Linked DNA regions of Homo sapiens: regions 2 and 3 are each linked to region 1. The links are chromatin loops, found by intact Hi-C in ENCODE. Cell type or tissue: heart left ventricle. All regions are shown on one strand. Each heading gives the region's core, and the rest is flanking DNA. Links, peaks and the distances in the headings are about the cores only.

Region 1 (6,438 bases), core at 688-5,687:
AAAATGATAACGAGAAAGATTATGGACAACCTTAGGCCAATATATTTGAAAACTATATAAAATGAACAAATCACTAGAAAAGACAACTTTCTAAAACTGAAAAGAAATTTGAATAGTTCTATATCAGCTAAAATGAGTTTTATAATTAAAAACCTTTTTCCAAAGAAAACTCTGAGCTTAGATAACATCTCGATGGGTTCTATCAAACATTTAAGAAACAAATAGTTTTACCAAACATTTAAGAAATAACAAATAAATCCTGGTAAATCAAGAATGCAAGGTTCTTATCAATAAAATAAAGGGGAATTAATCACATGATCATCTCAATTGATGCAGAAAATTGTTAAACTTCAACATCTATTCATGATTTAAAGAACAACTCTTAGCAACATTAAATAAAAGGGAAGTTTATGAAAAAAAGAATATTTAAACATTTATCAGCAAACCTGACACTTAATGCTGAAATATTGACAACTTTCTCTTTGAGACCTGGAACAAGACAAATATGTCCATTATCACCACTTCTATTCAGTATTGTACTGAAGGACATATGCAGGGAAAATTACAAGAATTTGAGAAAATAAATAAAACAGCTGTTATCCACAGATAATATGATTGTGTATGTAGAAAGCTGAAATAAATCTACAGGTAAAAGGTTGTTAGAAATAAGGTTAACATACAAAAATCAATTTTTGTATGTAACAATTTGAATATGAAATTTTGATAGCATCAAAAGAATTGATCAGAAACACATTTAAAATAGTATGTGCAAAACCTCTGCTATAAAATATTAAGAATAAAGTCAAAATAGAGGAATAAAAAAGAGTATATGATGTGCATGGGTGGGGTAATTCAATGCTGTGAAGATATCAGTTTTCCCCAAAGTTGATCTTTAAGTTCAATGCAATGTCATTCAAAATCCCAGGTTTTTGTTTTGTTTTTGTTTTTGTTTTAAATGAACCTGAGAAGCTGATTCTTAAGTGTCTATGGAAGTGCAAAAGACCAAGAATAGCCAAAATATTCTTGAAAAATAACAATGTGGAAGAAGTACTCTATAAGATTTACAACTTATTATAAAGATGTAGCAAGTAACATTGGTACCAGGATGAAAAAGTATGCCAAAGGAACTCAAAAGAGAACACAGAAACAGAACCACGTATATATGGACACTGATTTATGACACAGTAGCTGCAGAGCAGTGGAAAACAATGTGGACCACATGGATATCCATATAAATAAAAGAAGAAAATTGACCTGTGACTCATATTATAAGCAAGTATCAATTCCTAGTGAACTGTAGATATAATTGTGAAAGGCAAAACAATAACAAAGCTTATACAGGATAATTTTATCATGATTCAAAAAAAAAAGAAGGTTTCTTAAAGAGGACCAGAAAGGAATTAACCAAAAAATAAAAGATTGACAAATTGGATTATATCAAAGTTAAGAACATCTACTCATCAATAGATACTGTTACAATAACCAAAAGCAAAACACACAGTGGGAAAATTAACAAATGATTCATAAACTGATTATATTTAGAACTCCTATAGATCAGTAAGAAAAATGCAGTAACTCAAAAAGGGGCAGGAGACGAGAATGCAAACAAAACCCACGTTATACTACTGCACATCCACTCAAATGATTAAAAAGACTGCCAATACGAAGCATTGCTAAGAATGTGTAAATTAATCTCATGCAGTGCTAGTAGGGGTCAAATTAACACAACCACTTTGAAAGACTGTCATTATTTACAAAATGTACAAAATATTTACAAAATTTAGACATATGAATACCTTATGGCCTAAAAATCATACTACCGAGTTATACCCAACTGAAATGCATGCACATGTGTAGCAAGAGACAGACATGAGAATGTTCATGGTAGTATTATTTACAAAAACAAAATGAGCAAAATAACCCAAATGCCCATCAACAGTAGAAAGGAGAAGTGAATTATGTTTTATTTCAATAATTCAGATATTTAAATGAATAAACTACAGCCACTCATAAGCATATAGATGAATTTCTCAAGTACAAGATTGACTAAAAGAAGCTAGATACAAAAGAACACAACATATGATTTTACCCACATAAAGTGCAAAAACAGTGCAAAAACTAAACCATGGTGTTTAATGCATGCTTAGGTGGCAAAACTATAAAGGAAGTAAGGAGTTAATTTCCTAAAGTCGAGGATAGTAATTACACTGGATGGGAAGGACAGGTAAAAAGTTGGAAGGGGCGCATGTGGTTTTTGGAGTGCTGGCAATGTTCTATTTATTCACTTGGGTGGTGGTTGCCTAGGTATGTTCACTTTGTAATAATTAATCGTGCTGCATATTTTTGTTTTGTGAACTCTGTGTGTTTTATTTCATAATGAAAAGATTAAAAATAAACTATTGCCAAAAATGTTTGACCTGAATCTAACATCCAGAAGACAGAGGGACAATTTAATTGACACCACCAGGAAACAATCAGACAAAATATAGAATATTCCATGTAAGACAACTTGCCCGGTCTCTACAAAAAGATGAAGTCTTTTTTTTTTTTAAGTGAGGGACTGCTCCAGAACAAAAGAGACAAACGCATAACAACCACAATACTTCATGGGGGAAGAAAGTGATTTAAGACATTTTAGGCACAAATAGCACATTTAAAATATGAACTAGATAATAAATGGTATTAAAGAATTACTCATAATTTTTCTGGTGTAATAATATTATGACAATGTAGTTGAATGTCCTTCATTATATAGATGGCTGCTGAATTATTTAGGGTTAAAACATCTGAAAATAATATTGAAAAAAATGCACACACATATACATATATGTACAGAGATAAACAGAGCAAAATAATTGGCATGTGCCTGCAGTCCCATCTACTTGGGAGGCTGAGATGGAAGGATTGCTTGAGCTCAGATGTTTGAGACCAGCCTGGGCAACAAAGTGAGACTCTGTCTCTTAAAAAGATAAGATGTAAGTTAAAATCAAAATATTAATAATTATTCCATCAAGGTGGTAAATGTTTATTGTACTATTCTTTCAAATTTTCTATTGAAGAGTTTTATAGTAGAAAGTTGAAAAGTAGTTGAACAATTCAATTATCTTTCTTATACCTGGAAAAAATGAGAGGAAGAGAAAAAAAAGGAAGGGAGGAAGGCAGGCAAGAAGCCAGGCGTTCAGGAAGGAAGAAAGGAAGGAAAGAATACACATATAATACATGGGAAAATCCTTGGATTCATTAGAAGAATAAGTAGACAAAATAAGCCATTACTATGAATTGGCAATGATTTTAAAAAATTGATTTGAATAATATCTCTATATGTTGCATATGTTCTCCACATCCCTTTTCTCAATTTCACATGTTAATCTAAATAACATCACAGAATAATTTTTATAAGGTATTATTTCTTTCTATACAATGTTTCTTATAAATAATACAATCATAGGGTTCAAAACATAAAAAGCATTAAATAGTTTACAGAAAAAAGTACCCCTCTCTCCTATGCCCATGTTATATGTCCTTCCAGAGATATGCTGTACACTCATAAGCAAACTCATATATACTAGTTCATATGTATTAAGGGACTTTTAAATTTAGGTTCTCCTTGACCTTACTTTGGTTTTTTTCTCCTAAGATTACATATGCACATTGCCAGCAGCGATGAACAAGTTGTTATTTGGTGGACAGCACCCTCTTGTGCATGAACTGAATTTTCAAGGGAAATCTGACAAAAAGTAGAATAAATTACATGAATATTCTCTCATGGAATTACAATTGTAAAAGTTCCTTGAAGCCAAGTGGTCTGCCCCCTTGCCTTCAATAAGTCAGTTAAGACCAGCCCTAAAGTATTAGTCATTTTCTTTTAAATCTTCAGAAGAAGGTGTCCCCACACTTGCCTTACCAATTTCACATATATTTTGTGCTTTTTGGTCTCCAAAACATTCTCACATCCATAATATTTTGTTTGATTACAACCTGAGTTATTGTCCCCTTTTTCCACTGAAATATATTAATAATTCACATACCAAATAACTCGCCCATTTAAACTATACAGCTGATTTTTAGTGTATTTGCAGCCTTTTACCACCATCACCACAATTAATTTAGAACGTTTTCATCAGCCCGAAAACAAATTCCGTACCCATTGGCAATCACTACCAATTACCCCAATCCTGCCTCAGCCCTAGGCTATCATGAACCTATTTTCTGGTTCTGTAGATTTCCCTTTTCTAGACATTTAATAAAAATAGAACCCATACAATATGTGGCATGGCCGTTTATGACTAGCTTCTTTCCTTTAGCATACTGTACACAAGGTTCATGTATGCTGTAGCATGTATCAGTACTGCTTTCCTTTTTATTGCTGAATAATATTCCATTTTACGGCTGTGCTACATTTTAATTATCCATTCATCAGTTGATGGACATTTGGATTGTTTCCACTTTCAAGGTAGTATGAATAAATGCTGCTATAGACATTTGGCCTCCTTTTTATTTTCTTTTATTTTTTAAAGATATTTTAGGCAGAAATAGCACATTTAAAATATGAACTCCATCTCACTCTGTCACCCAGGCTGGAGTGCAATGGCACGATCTTGGCTCACTGCAACCTCCACCTCCCAAGTTCAAGCCATTCTTCTGCCTCAGCCTCCCAAGTAGCTAGGATTACAAGCGTGTGCCACCACGCCTGGCTAATTTTGTATTTTTAGTTAAGAGATGGGGTTTCACCATGTTGGTCAGGCTGGTCATGAACTCCTGACCTCAGATGATCCACCCACCTCGGCCTCCCAAAGTACTGGGATTACAGGCGTGAGCCACCGTGCCCGGCCTCTTTTTTTTTTTTTTTTTTTTTTTTTGAGACAGAGTCTTGCTCTGTCGCCCAGGCTGGGATACAGTGGCACAATCTCGGCTCACTGCAGCCTCCACTTCCAGGTTCAAGTAATTCTCCTGCCCCAGCCTCCCAAGTAGCTGGGACTACAGGCACGAGCCACCACGCCCAGCTAATTTTTGTATTTGTAGCAGAGACAGGGTTTTGCCATGTTGTCTAGGCTAGTCTGGAACTCCTGGCCTCAGGTGATCCGCCCACCCCAGCCTCCCAAAGTGTTGGGATTACAAGCATGAGCCACCGCACCCGGCCGCCCTCCTTTTTCAGTTGCAAAGATGGAAGTCTCCTGAGCCGAGATAATCAGAGGCTCACAAAAAGGGGACTTGGCTTTGCCCATAGCCACCACCATTACCAAAAGCACTCCAACTACAGTGGCATCCCCCACAACTCCAATTCACCTAGGTCCTGTCATCTATCATCTCTAATTCTTCACCCCCAAAATGATCGTCCCATTACTTGCCACAGTCTCCCACCTCTTCCTAACCCTTAAGCCTTTCCTCTGGTTCTCTAAAGGAAGAGCTTTATCTCAATTTTATTCCCAAACTGACTTCACTAAACGTGAGCTCTCCTGAGGATACTACTTCCCATCTCTTTCAAGTGAAAGTATTTTCCTGTCATACCCTAGACCCTAAGAGCAGGACATGAGTCCCCTTCTTCCTCTTCCAACACTACTTCAAACAAGTTCTCAATCCTCATCCCAAAACTGTAACTATAGGAGCTTAAGACACCACCGTCCTCGTCGCTATATTCTAGTGATTTCTGTTCACTCCCTCTCATTCAGAGGTCACTCTCTCTCATCCCCCATGCCTCAATGCCTTCCCTTCTTCTATATTTCTTCCAATTTTCTGGGTAACTTTAATATCCTTCAGGGCAATGCATACAGCACACCAGCCTCTCCATGTTCCTTAAACTCCAATGACCTTTTCCTCCTCCTGCTTTCTACCCTAGAACTTGTGGAATCAGGCCAATTCACTAAATGAACAATTGGCAGAATATACTTTAATATTTGTTACTATTAATAAAGTTTACAACTGTACTCCACATCAAATGGAATAGATTTAACAGCTTTTGATAATTTCCTGTGACATTTTAGTTGAATAGTGTTACTTCATCTTCACAACAGCTTTTAAGGAATGTGCAATTCGTTTCTGATCTGCCTCTGTTCTTGTAGCTGAAAAATGCTGGACCAGAGAAAAGATGCAGAAAAGTTGGAAAGGAGGCCAGGCAGCACACAGCAAGCCTGGCTCCTGATCCCAGAGGGAAGTAAGACCGATGGGCAGGGAGGTGGTGAAGATGGAAATGTATTCAAGAATAGAAATATATTAATGGCACATTCATACTTATCAGTGCATGTTTTCTTATTAATAAATTTTTATGACCCTCAGTCTTTTCTTTCTGCTCAGATAATGAATATTCTCATTCTCTTCTCTCTTTTCTTCTGCCACTGCCTTAGTTTGCTCCTACCTCTTTTCTCACATAGATCACTGCTGGTAACTCCTGGCTGCCATCATCTCTGATTAGTTCCACACCCAGTGTCTCTTGTGCCTTCT
Region 2 (6,438 bases), core at 544-5,543, 600 kb before region 1:
TAACTATGGGGATATGACAATGTACATAAAGTACTATATATGAACATGACAAATTTGATTTTGTAGAAAGTATATATATTTAGCACCATGTCATTGAGATAACAGTATAGAAATATTTTTGGCAAACACATGAATAAGAAATGTTAAGGCAGAAATATCTCCATTCAGTTATTTCATCATTAATGTCTGATCTTTCTCATAACAGAAAGATGTTTTCCATATATTGTTGATAATAACATTACAAAATAATCATCTACTCAAGAAATTGTTGTCATAAGTACCAGTTAATCCATCAAAACAAGTTAAAATAGCTGTGCAAACTGTTTGTTATGGTTGCTAAAAAGATACAGCAGTATCTCCTGGTAAACATGTTTCTTTTATGTTTGGTACATTTTCTAGGAAATAGGTATGCTAAAGAAACAAGAAAAATATGATAAAAATCAGCATGTGTTTTTTCATTTGATAGATAATATTGAATGTTTATCACTTTCTTATGAATATATTATCCAATAAATCTTTAATGGCTTTTCTATCTGTGAGTAAAACAAAATGAATATCGCAATCTCAGCAGCCCAGAAATGTACAGCTACTAAGAAAAAGATAGCAATTTTGGGGATCAAATCTAGCCTGATGATTCTTAGGTAGAGGTGACTATTTAAAAAAAACTATGGACCACATTTATATACAACCCTATCAGTATCCTGTACTATCTCCCATAAACCCAAAGCATCCTCAAAGTTGTAAGAAATTTTCTGGCAATTTTTCACATAGAAAAGAAATTCCTCACATAACCCTGCACTAGCATTTCCTATGCTGCAATGTATTACTTATTATGAGGGAGGATAGGAGATTTCCTTCTATACAGAGTTTCAAGGAAGATCATGAAATAGACCTTGTGGGTAAAACTTGTCATTTGATGGTCCCTGAAATAGAAACTTTAAAATAATGCCAAATCACTCTTTTGCTAGATTCTGTTGGCTTCCCTATTATTCCCCGCTCATGTGTGAGCTAGTTGTGGCAAGTCTCTTCCCTGCTTTGAGTCATTGCAGACATCAAGCATCACCGTCAATCATTCACATGAAAAATACTTACAGCAGGGAGTACAGTTTGTGCACACTTTAAAAATATGTTTTTAAGGTTTTATCCAGGATCCATTACTACTCACTTTATAGACATACATGAAGTCAAGCTGCCTGAGCTCTTTCACAGAACCTATACAGGGTTTTCTACAATATAAAGGGTCAGCTAATTTACAGAAGAACTTACATAAAGTCTTCCACAATATATGGATCAGCTAAGTTATAGAAGAAGCAATATAAAGTCTTCTACACTGTAAGGGTCAGCTAATGTATAGAAGAAATACCTCAACCTTACATGTCATAAAACCATCTGACAAAAGCCATCTGTTACTTACACAATGTCCTTCCCCTCCTCATTCTCTCAGGTATGCTTTTTACATTTAGTGACCCCCCCCCAAAAAAGTCAATTAATACTAATCAAGTTAACTGTCAAACCCTTTAACTTCCCAAGCAAAGCATTTCTAAATTCATAATGCCCCAAATACTAAACATATTCTGCTAATATTAGAGCTATTTGAAGCAAGTTTTTTTCTTCAGTATTAAATCAACCAGAAGAAACAATGTCAACCAAAACAACTTCACTGTAGCTGAATTCTCTCAGTCTCTAGCTCATAGCCACATGAATGGGGCGGTACATAAGCTCATTCTGGCAACTCCAGTAAGTGTTGTAAACCAGCGCTTCTCAAATTTTAGTACACATATGAATCACCTGGTATTTTGTTAAAATGTAGATTCTGATTCAGTAAGTCTAAGGTGGAGTCTGAAGTTCAGTAAGTCTAGGGTGGGGTCAGCAAGTCTCAGCATCACAACTCCCAAGTGATACTGAGGCTGCTAGCTGGTGGGCCACCGTGAGTAGCATAGTTGAGGTCTTGAATAAGGAAAGCATACTTGTAAGTATGGAAATATTCAGACAAAAAATGCTTCCATTCTTTTAACATTTGTCTACAAGTAGTTTCGGAATTCGAATATCATCAAAGGGTGGAACTTTAGAAAAAAAGATAGGAAGAGTTTATAAGACTAAACATTATTATTCCCCAGTGCAGAGCTTTGAAACTACAAGCTCGTTCATTCCTTTGTTTCCTTATTCATTCATGCACAAGGCATATATGGACTGCCTACTCTATGGTAGGCACTGTGTTAAATTCCAGAGTACAGTGTTGAATAGACAAAATTTTGGGGTTTAGGAAACTCATAATCTCATCCAAACAAATAATCAATTGTGAGATAAAGGGACCTATTTATGATTGCACACCAAGAAAAGTAAAAACACAGAGGAAAAAATACTTCATTCAGCAAGGTGGGGCGATAAGGCAGGTAGCTCAAGGAAGAGTTCACAGTAAAAATTGATGGTGCTTTTTTGATAACTTAATTTGTGCTAGGTACTTTTCTAAGCACTTTAACGCTCACAATGATTCTTTCAAGGTAGGTGCTCTTGTTTTTCCAATTTTTAGAGCTGAGGAAACAAAGGTGGAGAGAAATTATATAATTTACAGAGTAAATAAGTTACTAATGATAACCAATAAGCCACAGAATTTCCTCTTCTGTCTTCACTAATACCGTTTTACTAATATGTCCCACAAAGTGGACATTACTGGTAATCACTAAGATTTCTGGTTCTCCTTCCCTTCGGGGCACATTCCTCTTTGAATATATGCATGGACACATGCCAATGAAATGTAGTCAAATGCAACACATGTCACTACCAGGCAGAAGCATTTAATAGCCCAGTGCACAATTTTCCATGCTCTCTTTACCAGTCCCCATGGCCATGGGCTTTACCTGCTCCAATGGGAACCTGCTCCCATTGTTGATGTGGAGTTCCTGCAAGATCAAAAGATCTTGCAATGCTAGGCCTCTACAAAAAGGACAGCCTCCTCAGATCATCTCTCAGACTCATGCAGGATATTCCAAATACAAGAAATTTACTTCTGTCTTGTTAAGTCACAGATTTTAATTGTATTTGTTACTGTAGCCTAATTTAATCTATATTGATAAAGCATTACTATAGAGGCAATCTGTTAGTTACCTTGCAGAATAAATGTAAGTCACCAGAGGAGGGCAGTGTGTGCTGGGGAGGAAGCTCATGGTGGGCATAAGAGACATTCAGAAGTGTTAAATAGAATGGTACGTTTAGGAAACTTCAGGTCGTCAGGCTTTACTAGAGAATATGATTCTGAAGAAGACATGAAAGAGGAAAGAGAAACAATGTGAGTCTCAGGCCCCTCTGGAGTGAAGGAAAGAAATGGAGAAGGAGTTAAAGTCCAGGCATATCACTCAGGGCTGCATATGGAGGAAGATAATTATCAGATTGAACTCAAAGTTAAATCAAAGAAGTAAGCTTCTGCCTAGGAAATCGGAAATCAGAAAAAGCACTATGCTAGAAAGAGGAGTCAGCCACAAATAAGGAGGTAGAACAGAGGGAAAGAGGAAAGAAGTAAACAGACTAGGAATTTAAAAACCTAGAATAGAGCTAGAGAAGATGGGAGGCATAGGGATGGGAGGGTGGGTTCACACCAGAAAAAAGCTGAGAAGAAATATATGTATCTATTTGTAGGATATGTCTGTTCTCGCCCACATATCTCACACATGCTGCTCTGTGGTTTGCCTTTCCCATATGCCTTCACCTGGATGATGCCTGCTAACTAGGCTCAAAGATGTGGCCTCTGAGAAGTCTTCACCTCCCCACATTCCCATTACCTTCACCCCTGGGCCCACCTGGTATTCTTTCCACATCTTCACAAAGTTCCCTCACTTTCATCACTAAACTTATCCAAGGGCATTTTAGTTGTCTGTTCATTTGTCTGTCTCCCCAGTTATGACAAACTTCTTTAGGAGGGTGATTTTATTTAATTTGTTTCTCTAATTCCAAGACCAAGGTCAGAGTTTGGTCTGTAGTAGTCCCTTAATAATTGGTGGTGACTGTGGAAAATCCAGGGAGAGAGTTTCCCATGAATGTTTAATATATTATTTAGGAACTGAGAACAAGATCTGAAATAAAGATAAAAATTTGGTCATCCTCAGTGAATATGCTTATTCAACAACTACTTACACATGCTTATTATACTAAGTGGTGGATATTCTGGTGAGCAAAGAAAACACAGTGTCTGTTTTGTGGTGCTTGGATACTCATAGAAGAGAATAAGTTAATTTAAAAATATGCACATGTAAATATAAACAGCTTTTCTCAAGATCTCCAAGGATCTCCACATTACTAAATGCAATGTTCAATTCTTAGTCCCTGTCTTACCTGACTTGTCATCAGCATTTGACACAGTTGATCACTCCTTATTCCTTGAAGGAAGACCTTATATTCTCCTGGTTTTCCTTTTGTCCTGCTCTATCTCTTAGATGGTTCCTCATTACCTACCAAACTCTAAAAGTGGGTGTGCCCAAGATTTTCTTCTTTCCTTCCACATTCACTCCGTAGTGATCTCATCCAGACTCACGGCTTTAAATGCCATCTATATGCTATGATACCAAATTATATTTCCAGGCAAAACCTTTTCTTTGAACTCTAGATCCATACATACCAACTGCCTACGCAACCACTCTATTTGACTAATAAACATCTCAGACAAAACATGTCCAAAAGTGAGTTCCCGTTATTTCCCTCATGACCAGATTTTTCTAGTCTTCTTCTCAGGTAGTTGTAACTCTATTCTTACAGTTTCTCAGAACAAAAAGCTAAATCTCATCCTAACTTCCTTCTTTTGCTCACATCCTACATCTTGTCCATTAGCAAATACTGTCTTCAAAGTATGTTCCTAACTTTACTACTTCTTACTATTCCCACTGCCACCACCCTGATCTAAGCCAGCATCATCTCTTATCTGAGTTCTCTCATTGGCCTCCTAATTGATCTCTCTGTTTTTGCACTCACTGTCTTTTCTCCACACAGCAACCAGAGTGATCCTGTTATGTCATATTGTGTTACTCTTCAAAACTTCACACTTGCTTCTTATTTCACTCAAACTAAAGGTCAAAATCCTTCCAATTATTCATAACTCTCCATATGATTTAGATGAAATATGGTCTCCCTTAGAATGCATCCTATGATTTTAGTATTTAAAGTACTTTTCTAAAATTTATCTCACCTTTAAAAAAGAAGCCAATAAACATAGAACTATTGAACAAAGTTCCAGTATCTCTTCTTTTTACTTATATTTTGTGAATGTCAGTATCAGAGCAGTTAAGTGGAAATGGACCTATTTTATTTTCAATTCCTTGAGAAATCATAGTTCAGTGTTTTTTGAAGGACATTGTAAGTTCATTTATAAAGACTCCCAGAATCTGTTCTTTATTTAGGCAACATCAGACTTGCAAGGTAATAAGCTGGAACAGAGATTTAGAGAGAGAGAAAAAGCCTACTTCAGTTGATAGAGTTCAAAAAGCATTACTTAAGTCAATCTCAGCAATTTTTTATGTTATTAATTTCCTCTTATTCTGTTTCACTACCATATCGCAGAGTTCTTCACTGCTAACCTACAAGTATTTACTACTTACCTCATACTAAACAAAAAGCATTTTCTACTCTGATCTTAGAGTGAGTTTATATGTCTGAGTATGTGTATATGTATTAGAGAAAGAGAGAAGTATGGAAAGAGAGAAAATTAATCCAGAGGAAAACAAGGTAGTAGGTTAGACTAGGTCTTTGTACAGGAAGAATAACCACCAAAAAGCCCACCGGGAAGCCAAAATAGAGTTAAAACAGAGGTATTAAGGCATTTCTCTTCCCCATTTTATTCACCAAAACCTGGATAAAATAACAAATATTAAAAGCAGAGAGAAAAACAATTTTTAGTGATACTAGGAAACAACACAGCCTAACCCAGAATCTATTGAAAACACCTACCAAATTTAAGACCAAGTCAAGAAAAGATTTTGAGAGGAGCATATTTCTATGCAAATTTCAAACACCCTAAGGAGCTCCCCAAAAGTAAGTACCATGAGGAAGTAAACCAATGACCCTTGCATGGAGCTAAGAATATGAGAAGACCAGATGCATTCCTGTGCCTAATTCAACAGCCCTGAGCGACAGAAGAGGACAGCTGAACAAGGAGCGAGAGAGACATACCACCTTTGCCGGAAGCAGATGCCGTAGAATGGAGGGGAAAACGAAGATGGCAATCAGGAATGTAGCTGCTGAGGGAGAGCAAATGTCAACTCATGAGGAAAAAGACCTGGGGCATTCAGGCTTCTCTGAGTTCTAGGAATTCCTGACTGATGCAACCAATTATCTCCATATATCCAGCAGAGCCTCTGCCCTTGGTCTGAGCTACTGCAAGAATTTCTCTACAAGAGTTACAAAGAACTTCTCTTCTTAAAGCTGCTTTATGTAGCTCAAAGGCAAATTTGGCAC
Region 3 (5,000 bases), core at 1-5,000, 1.4 Mb before region 1:
ACTTATGTAGATCCCAGAGCATAATACAAAGATGATGACCACTTCCTTCACGGACTTCATGCCCTGTGAAGCAGAATTTACATGTTAGAGACTTGGCCATCTCTTTTCAGAAATAAATACTTAAGGTCTCATAAACTCTTTGCTTAGGATATTCAGCTGATATTTATCGTGAATAAGAAACATGGGATACCAAAACTTTAAGGATCTTTTTAAAAATAAAGCTGTCCCAATAAGAATTCTATTCATCATCAAGGATAGGATGTTAACAATCCGGCATTGTTTTGTACTAACAATAACAACAGGCACCTACTGCTTGGCTGAAGACGATGTCTCTTCTTAGCGTCAGCATCAGACACTGGGGCAAGCTGTACGCAAGTTCCTGAAGGAGCACAAATGTCAGGGACTGCTTGGCTCGGTTCACCACTTCTCCCATGCAGTCCTTCAGGGTAAGGATGAGGGGATACAACTGTTCATACCAGTCCTCTGGGGGAAGGGGGTGTAAGAACAGTGCAATAGATGAAGGAAGGTCTTGGAATATAATGCAGAACCAACTTCCAACTTATTTTTAATTTTTCAGTAAGTTAGACATATTCTTAAGGATTCACAAAGATTAGAGCTGAAGATCTCTAATTTAAATCTCTCGCCTGAACTCCACAATGTCCATAAGCAGCCACCCATCAGACCTCTCCAAGTGGATGCATTTAACATATTTGCAGCAGATCTCTCTTCTCTGCTCATCTCTAATCTGTGCACTACCTGTATCTTAGTGAGTGGTGCCATCAAATCTTTCTCATACTGGAAACAGAAGTTTTACTGGACTTCCTCTTTTGCAGTTTTCACATTAACTTGGTCATTAAATTAGTTCTACTACTCTTAACAGTCCATCAATATGCATCTTCTCCTTGTCCATGCCCATCGTTGTTTATTGCTCTCCCTTGGATTACTTCCTGGACTACTCCCTAACCCATCTCCCTTCCTCCAGTCACACTCTACTGAATTCCCTTCTCAACAGTGTTGCCAGAAACATTTATAATCAGTTTGTATCTGATTGTACCACTCACTCCTCACTTCTTAAAATATTTTGAAAAAAAAACACTAAAGCATTCATAAATAAATAAAGTTCAAACTCATGAAAGATTCTCCATTATCTAAACTTTGCCTATTTGTCTAATCTCATCTTTCAGAAGTTTATTTGCTGTCTTGAGTCTCAGGTGAATTGAACCTCATGTATTTCCTTAAACTTATCTTGTTCTCTCATCTCAATGTCTTTGAAAATCCTATCTCCTCTCCTGGAACACTCTTTTTCTACTTATCTTCCTGACAAATGCTTTATCTCTTCTGCAAACTCAATTCAGGATTTCTCTTCTCCAGGAAGTCTTCCTTCATTTCCCCCTTACTACACTTCCCTATTCCATGAAGATTGGGTTGAGCTGACTTCCTTTTGTGCCTGTATCTTCCTGTCCCAGTACTACTCACACACTACTCACCATTTTCCTCTGCAAGAAAGATAACTCACTGAGGGCAAGGAATTCATTTTTTAATCACCGAATCACTAGAACCTAGCATAGTGCCTAGCATATAGTAAATATTCAATAAGTTTTAATTGAATGAGAAAAGTTACAATAAATATAAAAAGTTTTAAAGATATAGACAAGTTTAAGTAAGTCAAGTTTTGGGTAGTATTTGGGATTCAAATAGCTGTTCTTCAAATGAGGATGCAAAATTGAGACCATTTGTGCTATTTGTATGTCTAGATTTCTAACAGGCATCAATTATATAATTATGACTTTGGTATGATATAGAAACAATTTATGTTCTGTTTCAGTTAATTTGGAGATCAAAGCCCTGGCAAATGTTAACTATCATAAATTCTTGACCGTGTGACATTCCATTAATATATAAATAAATTAATGGGTGACAAATACGATTTGATATGAATGAGTGCATGCTGCGAAATTAATTATAAAGCAGGAACTGAAATGATATGATCTCCTCATCATAAAAGTGCAAGCATCATTGTGAGTAATGTGAGTGGTAAATAATCAGTTAAGACCTTGAAAGAGTGACAGAGAATAATAAAAAGAATCACAATCACTATCGTACCATGTCTACTGTCACTTATTTATTTTATGTTGTGGTATAATAGACTAGATGAAATAAACCCAAAGGGTTGAAAGGATAATTAATGGCCCCAACATAATAAAAAGATACATTCTTAGTAATACTCTATGAAATGCCTATGTGATGTCATAATGTAAAATACATTAGAATGTTAGAAATTATTTTAAAAATATTGTAGATGTACATGCTATTATGAGGATAAAAAGCATAAAGAAAGAGGAATGCAACAGAGCCCTATTAATGCATGATCATTTAATATTGGACAAACTTATAGGCAGCCTAGAATAAAATGTGAACAATGGTTCAATTTAAACAAGCATTGGTTAACTGTTGATTCTTATGTCATTGTCATGTGTAAAAGGGAAAATAGAGGTACACTGAACTTTTTTTTCATAATAAGAGATACATCAATAGATACCAAGAATGAATATCCTATATTCCTATTTTTTCATATTTGCATTTTTATCTCCTGTTCTCTCCCTTTATTTAATTGTTGTTCTCAATATGAATGGGTAGACTAATAGACACAGGGAAACACTAGAAAAAACTTCAATAAATTAACCCAGATGTAAATTTTAAACGATAACAGACTGAAAACTGCTTTTGTTCTGTGCTTAGCTCTGTAGAGATTTGTTTCTACTAGAGAATTCCCAAACATAAAATACATCTTCTGTGCAGTAGGTGGCGCTGCTTAATCAGGCTGAAGCAGAACTACTTTGCACTTACTGCATTCAAGTAACTGATTTTTACTTTGTACGCAGTTGTATAGTTCCCAAACAGCATGTACTTATTGTTTAAGCATCTTGCATGGTACTATACTGAATCAACTGGTCAATACTTTATATGATTTTTCTAGTTAGAAAATTTAAAAAATAACTTAAGTGACCACATTTGTTTTCTTGCAAGACATTAAGTGACAATTCTAATTAAATATTTGTTTCTCTAAAAAGTATTTAAAGGAGAAAACTTTGCAGATTGTCTCATTAGCATAAGGATAGTTGCTTTATTCACTTCCATCTTCACTTATTTAACCAGTTGATTCTTAATTATAAATTACAATCAGATGACAAAAAAAACAACACCAAAACAAGTCTGGTTTCCAGTTTCACTAGATTGGAAGTGGAAACCCAGGATAAAAGGAACACACAACATTCTAAACCTAGGAACAGTGTTACATACTTCTGATACTAACAATATTCCAGTGTCTCTATTTTGCATAATTATATATACTTTTTATGGCTAAAATATCAGGACAATGACAATATCGGAAAGCATTAATTATGAATGAGAAAATTACAAGTTTGTGAGCAAGGTAATATGTCTTTAAAATAGTAGTAAGCCTTCTATGGAGGAACATAAGTGAAAAAGCTAAAAATACATTTTTTTTCTAGAAAAGAAACAATTTAAGTTGAGCAGATAATGGAAAATTGTACTGGAAAATTCCAATGCCAATGACTCCAGGTTTTCTTCTCTGTTAATATGCAGTCAGTGTAAATCTCAGGTTCTGAAATAAACACAGTGGCTACGACAGGCCAAAGCAAAGCCAAAGTCAGTTCATAAATGGCCTTTTTGCTCCAATGAACATCCCAAATCATTCTCACAAAGGAAAAATAAATGCTTTAGTCTTTTGCTTTAAAATATGTTTTGGGGAAAATTAAAAAAAACCCAAGCTTCAGCTCTTGACAGTTTTCAGACTTGTCACTTGCCCCTCACCTTTATGTCTCTCTATACCTTACAGTTTACATGGTGTTTATTTGGTCCTCCTGATAAAGATGAAGGTAGTATTCATTCATATATAAATATATATATGTGTGTGTGTGTGTGTATGTATATACACATATATATACGTGTGTGCACACACACATACACACAATCTTAGTTGAAACTTGAAAAAACTAAACTCAGAAGAGTGGATGTGTGTATTTCAGGATTTCGTACTTTTATACACACACACACACACACACACACACACACACACACATACACACACATACCTTTTTTATAAACCTAGTGAAGCTGGGGAGCTAAGGGTGCCCCACAATATAGTCACTGCCCCACTATCTCTGCCCTGAGCCAACTAGCCTCGCAGGCACTAAGTGTGATTTTATTCCCTGGGCTCCTTTCCATGACAGAGGGAAACACTAAGTGAATGTTTTAGTGTGTCTATAAGAACTTGCTGAGACTCCTTAACCCTGAGACCAACAAGAATCTTTCCTCGGGAAAACATAAAATGCATGTGGCTTAGCTGAGCTTTTCCTGAGCTTTGTGAAGTGTGTTGGGAGCCATCCAAGCACAGCCTCTGTTTTCCAGCCCTCTACTTGCTTCTCCGGCATATTCAAGGGAAGCTCACTGAAGGATTCAGAGAACGGCTGCTGGGTGCCCCCCTCACCTCCTCCACACATCATCTATTTCCTGTGCAGGATGTTCATGTCCTCTGAGCTCAATCACTCTTATGTTACTCAGGAGAAAAATAAAAGAGCCAAATATCAACCAACTGTAGCAGAGCATCATGCTTTCTTCACAATTTCTGAGCCATTCTCTTCTCAGGTGCTTGGTCTTCTTTGCTCATTTAAAATAATTAACTTCACAAAAGCTTGTAGCTATTGTTATTTCCGTTATCGCAACCTTTCAGACACAGAAAAAAGGAAAAGTAAAAAGATTGCACATGCATTAAACTTTATGCAAAGAGATAACAGAAGAAATGAGCCAGCTCTTAGGATTCTCTTAAGGTAACAAGATGATGAACTGTGAAGCCAAGCAATTAGAATGGCCATTAAGGGGGGCAATAAAATTCCCAAGGTCATGAAGTGAACACAGACCAAACTTACAGCCAGTAGGGGTTTTCATCTATGCCTGAACCCCAGGTAGTACAGAAATGG

What was found. A loop is a pair of places that touch in the nucleus more often than their neighbours do. Peaks named below come from ENCODE experiments on the same cell type or tissue, not always from the same donor. Only the 100,000 strongest peaks of a DNase experiment are listed, where the experiment ranks them.
Region 2: it touches region 1 in a loop (4-fold over the local background); 7 of 110 quality-filtered maps call a loop at or near these places.
Region 3: a loop joins it to region 1, with 6 times the contacts of the local background. A loop is called at or near these places in 4 of 110 quality-filtered maps.

What each region holds. Positions count from the first base shown.
Region 1 is chr4:143,479,279-143,485,716 of GRCh38, forward strand. No RefSeq gene overlaps it. Among named protein-coding and RNA genes, the nearest start is that of SMARCA5, 31 kb to the right of the region's middle. In heart left ventricle, for the core only: a CTCF peak has its summit at 3,703 (motif pointing left); no DNase peak of the experiment used is centred there.
Region 2 is chr4:142,880,497-142,886,934 of GRCh38, forward strand. All of the region lies in intron 3 of USP38-DT (USP38 divergent transcript), which reads right to left. Among named protein-coding and RNA genes, the nearest start is that of INPP4B, 37 kb to the left of the region's middle. In heart left ventricle, for the core only: a CTCF peak has its summit at 3,122 (motif pointing right); no DNase peak of the experiment used is centred there.
Region 3 is chr4:142,124,278-142,129,277 of GRCh38, forward strand. It overlaps INPP4B (inositol polyphosphate-4-phosphatase type II B), which reads right to left. Exons shown (of 26, transcript NM_001101669.3): 19 at 311-483. Among named protein-coding and RNA genes, the nearest start is that of IL15, 490 kb to the left of the region's middle. In heart left ventricle, for the core only: a CTCF peak has its summit at 2,805 (motif pointing right); no DNase peak of the experiment used is centred there; H3K27ac peaks cover 659 bases.